Regions from separate parts of the Homo sapiens genome. Here region 1 is linked to region 2. A link is an interaction called in ENCODE POLR2A ChIA-PET data of the cell type or tissue named here. Cell type or tissue: Caco-2. All regions are shown on one strand.

Region 1 (4,000 bases), 130 kb after region 2:
TCAGTCTTACCAACCTTAAGGTTGGATTCATTTTTCCTTTCATTTTAGGGATGAGGAAACTGGGAGTAGCAGAGAGGGAAACTGAACTCAAACTGGAGTGTGACACCAGGTTGGCTGCCTTCCTATCTCTGGGGAAGTGAACAGGGACTTTTCTTGGGTACAAGTGAGAGAACTGAGGCAGAGGCCAGCCCCTGATGATGACAGCCCCTGGGTGACCTTTGATTCCCATCTGACCCTCTTTCTGTTTCTGTCACTCCACTGGAAGCTACTGTCCCCCATAGTCTTTTTCTGTGTCACATGACTATAACAACCTCCCATGTGTTGAAAGCTAAGGGCAGGAAACACGTCTGTTATGAGGGAAAGTGCTTCTCCTGGGACTTTGAAGATTTTTTTCCTACAAGGAAGCCTGTCTGCAGCCTTCACAAGCACTCGCCTAGGCTGGAAAGTTCTGTTAACTGATTTACAACAAGCTGTGAATATTAGTCAGTAATCCTGACCGCGGGTAGCTGGTTATGATGACATGCGCGGAATCAGGACGTGTCTTCTTACTGTTCTGGTATAGAAAAAAAGTTGATGAAAGGTGAACATCGAAAGCATGCTCGAGGAGCAGGGATTACTGTTTTCCCCCTCAGCATTAAAGTCAATTTGAAAATCTGTTCTAAGATGATTTACCCAAAGATACATTATAAATTAATCTTTTAATGTCTGGAGGAAAACTTTGCTTCAGTGGGATGTTATGTCTCCTGTTCTCTTAGAAACAGATCAATATTTACCTAGTGATTCATTTTTTGTTCTCATGAAGTGTTTACTTTTAGTGAAACAAGCAGACGCCCAGTTCGGAATTATGACAAAAATCTAGATAGTCATACAAATCTTTTTTTTTCAATAAAAACTTTGATGCATATTCATTTTTTTAAATGGAAAAGGTAGAGCACACAAAAATTATCTATAAATGTTATAGCTCTTTCTTTTTTCTTTTTTGAGACAGAGTCTCACTCTGTTGCCTAGGCTGGAGTACAGTGGCGCAATCTCAAATCTCGGTTCACTGCAACTTCTGCCTCACGGGTTCAAGTGATTCTCCTACCTCAGCCTCCTGAGTAGCTGGGATTACAGGCGCATGCCACCACACCCAGCTAATTTTTGTATTTTTAATAGAGATGGGGTTTCACCCTGTTGGTCAGGCTGGTCTTGAACTGTTGACCTCGTGATCCGCCCGCCTCGGCCTTCCAAAGTGCTGCGATTACAGGCGTGAGCCACCACACTGGCCCTATAGCTCTTTTGGAATTTGTCTAACAGGTTTTTCAGTTTTTAGCAGAAAACCTCCCACGTGAAAAAAAAAATTATAATTCTACCCAGAGATAATGCACTATTAATATGTGGGCAATCATCCCTGTGGTTTTCCTTCTCCTTATACTTGCCCCCACAAAATCACGGTGATAGATATTGTTTAGTAACCTGCTTTCACCAAACCATGATGAACGTTGCCATGAACATTCACCCATGCTGCTACCTGTCTACTCACGTTTGACTTTTTTATAGCTTCAGAATTCTGTCATTCATTCAAATTTCCTGATGGCTGCTGGCAACAGTTGGGCAGAGAAAGAGCTTTGAATTGAAATTTGAACTAGGATGCAAACCTAGGTCTTCTACCTCTAAACTGGCCACAGAACCCTGGATAAAATGATAGCCCCTCTGGTCCTTGGTTTCCTTCTATGTAAAATGAAATAGGTGTGTCTCCCATGGTGCCCTTCAGCACGGACATCTTCTGATTCTGGTACCCTTGCTTTGTTAGCAAACATCAGAGTGGTCTTTTTAGGGGAAGGACCCTGGGAGAGGGTCCCTGACTGCAGGGTAAAGAGACTGGTTTTCTTGTGTGCTTGTCTTCTTCTAACTATTCCCAGCCCCCGTACTCCTGGACAGGCTGGCACTGTCTCCCTTTGGCTTTTTTTTTTTTAAGTACTTTTTAAAGCTATCATTTACATACAGTAAAATATACAAATCTTAAGTATATAGCTCAGGGGCTTTGTGTATGTATTCAGCTGTGTAACTACCAGTCCCTTGGGTGTTTACAAAAGTGTACTATGACCTCCCTGCCTCTGACCTACCCATCTGTCATAATACTACTCGAGTTGGCTTCCTCAAGCAGGCCAGCAGCCGAGGCATGAACCTACCTGTCCAGCCTCATTACTCACAGCATTCTCTCATTGCCTGTGAAGTACCTGACCTTTGGGCTGTTGTTTCCCCACTATCCCAGATCCCCTCTTTTTTCTCAGCACCAAAATGCCTCTTATCCTATAAGAAAACTTAAATAGCATCAATTCTGCTTTTAAGAGACAGAGTCTCACTCTGTTGCCCAGGCTGGAGTGCAGTAGTGCAATCGTAACTCACCGTAACCTCAAACTCCTGAGCTCAAGCTATCCTCCTGCCTGTCTCCCAAGTAGCTGGGACTACAGGTGGGCACCACAACACCCAGCTAATTTTTAAAATTTTTTTTATAGAGACAGAGCCCCATTATGTTGCCCAGTCTGGTCTCAAACTCCTGGCCTTAAGCCATCCTTCCACCTTGGCCTCCCAAAGCGCTGGGATTTCAGGTGGGAGCCCCTGTGCCCTGCCTTAAATAGCATCAGTTCTGAGATACTATTCTCTAACTTGCCGCCCTACTCCTCTTTAGCCAGAATGAGCCCTTCTTCCATCTTCCTACCATGTTTCCCCAACATATAACTTCTGTGTCCGTTTAAAATGTTCCATCTTGTTTTATGAGAATTTGTGTCTCTTTTCTTTATCACTGGAATATACACCCCAAATCAAGAGCCGCATACCTGGGGAGACAGAACAGGATTCCTGGTGGTTCCAAATCTCAAGTACAATGCCATTCTGTATCTTGTTTTCCATAAACAGGTGTAAGTGAACGATGTTCTCATTTTGGCAGACGCCATGTGTGCCTGCCCAGGAGAAACAAACTGCACTGTATCCGGCTTGTTCAATGGTGCTCTAGGGAATCAGGTGTACCTTCAGCTCTGACAGAGCTTTGTTGATCTGGGAAGGCTCTACCCTGTTTCTGGAAGAAGATGGATTGCTTATGGTCTTAAATTAAGGCAGGACAACCCCAGGCATATGCATAATGGCAGTTCACAGCCTCCACCCTTCCCTCTGGGCCTGGCTGAAGTTTTCATCACCAGGTCCCGGTTGGGAAGTAGAGACAGGCAGCAGGTGCCCTGTCTCTGGAAGCCTGCTATTAAAATGTACATACTGCCCTGTGGGAAGCCAGGCTGCTGCTTTTTCACTCGTTAGCAAGCTTGCCAGTATGGGCTGTCTTATAGCTAAAGATGAAGGCATTTAGGAGGAGTGTGATGGAGGACTTGGCTAATAGGCCGAAAAACAGAGAGTTGAGTTGTCTTCACTGGATCCAAGAGACATCTAGAAGCCCCTGCAGAGTCCAGAGAAGGGAGGCAGTATGATGAAAACCACAGCCACATGTATGTGGGTACTTTCTTCCCCAGAGATGCAAAGGTAATCGCTTTCTTCTGCAACCAGCTGCCACCTGTATTAAAAAGAACTGGACATTATTGTTCTCTGTGGATTTGAGAGACACCTGAAACTTAGGGGTGAGGGGCATACCCACTAACACCAAGCCAAAAATTACAGTTGGCTCTCCTATGCCATGGTGCCCTCTCTGGACGTGTCCGCCTGGAAGCTGCTTCAGGTAGTCATAAGAGAATGGGAGGAGCCCTGTGGCCCTTCCATAGACCATAATGGATTCATCTCCGGTGGTTTTCCCTTTTTCTCTTCACTCACCGGAGTACAAGCTCCAAACGGAAATCCAATTGGAATGCTGTTCTCATCATAATGTGTCCAAACCTTTAGTTTCCTGCCAATTAGTCATCCATCAGCCTTGGTTAGTGAGCATTTGAGGATCTACTTCTCTGAGACTCATCGTGGGGAGGCATTTGTAAAAGATCAGTTTTTCAAGCTTTTTAATTACGGAAGTTTTCTAGAGGCA
Region 2 (4,000 bases):
AAAAAAAAGTGAAATTAGCCAGGTGTAGTGGTGCTAGCTAGTGATCCTAGCTACTCCGGGGGCTGAGGTGGATGGCCTGAGCCCAGGAGGTCGAAGCTGCAGTGAGTCTATATCGCACCACTGCACTCCAGCCTGGGCAACACACCAAGACCCTGCCTCTCACAAAACAGAAAGAATATGGGAGAGGAGGGATTTGGGAGTCAACCTCATGTCCAAATCCAATCCCACCACCAATTCACCGGTGAGAGGTGAAGTCAGCTGGACTTCCTGAGTCAAGTGGGGACTTGGAGAACTTTTCTGTAACTAGCTACAGGTTTGTAAAATGGACCAATCAGCAGGACATGGGCAGGGACAAATAAGTGAATAAAAACTGCCCCCACCCCCACACCCCCCTACACCACCAGCCTGCAGCAGGCAACCCACTTGGGTCTCCTTCCATGCTGTGGAAGCTTTGTTCTTTTGCTCTTTAGGTTCGTGCCAACTTTAAGCTGTAACACTCAGGGCGAAGGTCCGCAGCTTCATTCTTGAAGTCAGCGTAGACCACGAACCCACCGGAAGGAACCATATTCCGGACACACCAGGACCCTGGGTAAGTTGTTCAGTCTCTGCATAAGTGAGAATAATACCTCTCACCTGAAGGGACTGTGCTGAGGACAACATAAAATTAGGTAGCTCTAAGACACTAGCTCCATGTCCTAGGCAAAGTAAATGCTCAGTGAATAGTGATCATTGCTACAGACTATGTAGCAATGTGTGCTATGGGCCAAGAGTGTGAGTTGCCTGGGCTTGAATCTCAGCTCCTGCTGCTTTCTTTCTGTGTGATCTGGGATAAGTTACTGACTCTGTCTGTGCTCCAGTGTTTTCATCATAGTACCTACCACATAGTGTTTGTTCTAAATACACGAACTCTTTTAATTTTAACATTCAGAACAGTCCATGACAGATTAGTGAGGGCTCAATAAAGGTGGGCTTTGCCCCTGATAACACAACCTGTTGAATTCTATTTGATTTGGCATATATATATATTTTGAGACGGAGTCTCGCTCTGTCGCCCAGGGTGGAGTGCAATGGCACGATCTCAGCTCACTGCAACCTCCGCCTCCCGGGTTCAAGCGATTCTCCTGCTTCAGCCTTCCGAGTAGCTGGGATTACAGGTGTGCACCACCAGGCCCAGCTAATTTTTGTATTTTTAGTAGAGACAGGGTTTCACCATGTTGGCTAGGTTGGTCTTGAACTCGACCTCGTGATCTGCCTGCCTCGGCCTCCCATAGTGCTGGGATTAACAGTCGTGAGCCACAGTGCCCAGCCTAATTTGGCATTTTACAAATTCCATTCACATCTATAAGTATCCTCCTTCTGAAGTGGAATCCCAGAGTCTGAAGTTTAACTCAGACCAAGTTTACAGCACCGAGCTGGGTGCAGTGGCTCACACCAGTAATCCCAGCATTTTAGGAGGCTGAGGTGGGAGGATCACTTGAGTTCAGGAGTTAAAGACCAGCCTGGCCAACATGGCAAAATCTCATCTCTACTAAAAATATAAACATTACCCGGGCAAGGTGGTGCACACCTGTAGTCCCAGCTACTGGGGAGGTTGAGGCAGGAGGATCCCTTGAGGCTGCAGTGAGCCGTGATCATGCCTCTGCAGTCATCTGCTTGATAGAGCGAGACCCTGTCTCAAAAAAATAAAGTCTCAGGAGTCTCGTTTCCAGAAGAAATGTCAGATCTGTGGGCCCAACAGTTACGTGTTCTGTTTGGCTCGCTTGTGGATCTTACATTGTTCACAGGACATCTAAAGAAGCTTTTAGGCTGACATTACCTTGAAAAGCTGGAGATACAAACCAGGAGAGGCTTCAAGGTGTCCCTCCCCACTGACTAGTGAACAAAAGGAATCCCAGATCTTGAAGACCTTTACACTGCTGTGGAGGCTTCCCTGCCTGAGCCCTATCAGCTGGAAACCCTGGAGTGGAATGTACAGGAGCTCGAGGATTCATGGATGAATCTATCCCATTACCCAATACTCACTGGGTGCTGAGCACTGGGGATGGCAGAATGCAGTGTATGCAGCTTTCCCTAAGTGACTTTGGACTGCACACTTAACATACATAGGTTTTCTTTTTATGAAGTGTATAAACCAAAAATAAAATTCTAAGCGCCCCCCACCCCCCACCCCGCCAACCCTCTGAATGGACTTTCTCCTTGGCCAGGGCGCTCTTAAATTTTTCTTTTTTTTTTTTTTTTGCTGAGATGGAGTCTTGCTCTGTCGCCCAGGCTGGAGTGCAGCGGCATGATCTCGGCTGACTGCAACCTCCGCCTCCCAGGTTCAAGTGATTCTCCTGCCTCAACCTCCCAAGTAGCTGGGACTACAGGCACGTGCCACCATGCCCGGCTAATTTTTTTTTTTTTTTTTTTTAGTAGAGATGTGGTTTCACTGTGTTAGCAGGATGGTCTCGATCTCTTGAACTCGTGATCTGTCCATCTCAGCCTCCCAAAGTGCTGGGATTACAGGCGTGAGCCACTGCACCCGGCCTTTTTCTTTTTTTTCCTTTAAGTTCTGGGATATATTTACAGAATGTGCAGGGTTGTTACATAGGTATACATGTGCCATGTTGCTTTGCTGCACCTATCAGTCCATCATCTAGGTTTTAAGCCCCGCATACATTAGCTATTTGTCCTAATGCCCTCCCTCTCCCTTCCCTTGCCCCCGACCCCCTGACGGGCCCTGGTGTGTGATATTCCCCTCCCTGTGTCCATGTGTTCTCATTGTTCAACTCCTGCTTAGGAGCGAGAACATGCAGTGTTTGGTTTTCTGTTCCTGTGTTAGTTTGCTGAGAATGATGGTTTCCAGCTTCATCAATGTCTCTGCAAAGGACATGAACTCATTCATTTTTTATGGCTGCATAGTATTCGATGGTGTATATGTGCCACATTTTGTTTATCCAGTCTATCATTGATGGGCATTCAGATTGGTTCCAAGTCTTTGCTATTGTAAATAGTGCTGCAATAAACATACGTGTTGGTGGGAGTGTAAATCAGTTCAACCATTGTGGAAGATAGTGTGGCAATTCCTCAAGGATCTAGAACCAGAAATACCATTTGACCCAGCCATCCCTATACTGGGTATATACCCAAAGGATTCTAAATCGCTCTTAAAATTTAACATGAGAGATGGGTCAGGCCATGATGGGAAGTAGGGATCGGACATGCCTCATTATACCTCTCCAATATTAACAGCAACACAGACCTTTAAGTCTAATAAGAAGCATTTACAACCTATTCTTTCTGAAGCCTGCTACCTGGAGGCTTCTTCTGCAAGTAAGAATTTGGTCTCTACCATCCTTTATCTTAACCCAGACATTTCCTTTCTATTGATCCTGATGGATTTTTAGATAAAAACCGATTGTCAACCAGAAAATTTTAAAATCTATCGATAGCCCGGAAGCCCCCACTTCCACCTTTCTGAACCAAACTAATGTATTTCTTAAATGTATTTGATTGAAGTCTCATGTCTCCCTGAAATGTATAAAACCAAGCTGCATCCCGACCGCCTTGGACATATGTTCTCAGGGCTTCCTGAGGGCTGTGTCCTGGGCCATGGTCACTCATATTTGGCTCAGAATAAATCTCTTCAAATATTTTACAGAGTTTGACTCTTTTCATCTACAGGTGTGTTGGGGCCCACAATACCATACTCCAAGATGAAAGTCTCAGAAGCAGCTCCAGAAATAAGTTTTTCTATGACCTTCTGCCCTTTTGTCTCTGGCCCCTTGTTCCCCCACAGGCTAGCCATAGAAACTAGAACCTTTCCCCAAGGCGAGCCATAGGAATCAGAGCCCCTTTTCCCCACAGCCAGCCATAAAACCCCAAAATATTGCTCTAATCCCACCCCCTTTCTGTGTAAAAACTGGTCATAAAGAAATTAACCTACCTTGTTTGACTGTGGGTCATAAGATCCCCATTCCGGAGAGAGTCCTGCCCCACACCCAGAAAAAAAGGGACTGCT

The links. Peaks named below come from ENCODE experiments on the same cell type or tissue, not always from the same donor. Only the 100,000 strongest peaks of a DNase experiment are listed, where the experiment ranks them.
Region 1: POLR2A ChIA-PET joins it to region 2 with 5 read pairs; 4 of 35 experiments call an interaction of 5 or more read pairs at or near these places.

Annotation. Positions count from the first base shown.
Region 1 is chr15:89,119,517-89,123,516 of GRCh38, forward strand. The region is part of intron 3 of ABHD2 (abhydrolase domain containing 2, acylglycerol lipase); the gene reads left to right. It also overlaps the pseudogene RNU7-195P. Among named protein-coding and RNA genes, the nearest start is that of ABHD2, 33 kb to the left of the region's middle. In Caco-2, no CTCF peak of the experiment used is centred here; a DNase peak (open chromatin) is centred at 2,135.
Region 2 is chr15:88,993,709-88,997,708 of GRCh38, forward strand. No RefSeq gene overlaps it. Among named protein-coding and RNA genes, the nearest start is that of CARMAL, 45 kb to the right of the region's middle. RefSeq lists an enhancer at 1-360. In Caco-2, no CTCF peak of the experiment used is centred here; a DNase peak (open chromatin) is centred at 1,953; H3K4me3 peaks cover 1,254 bases.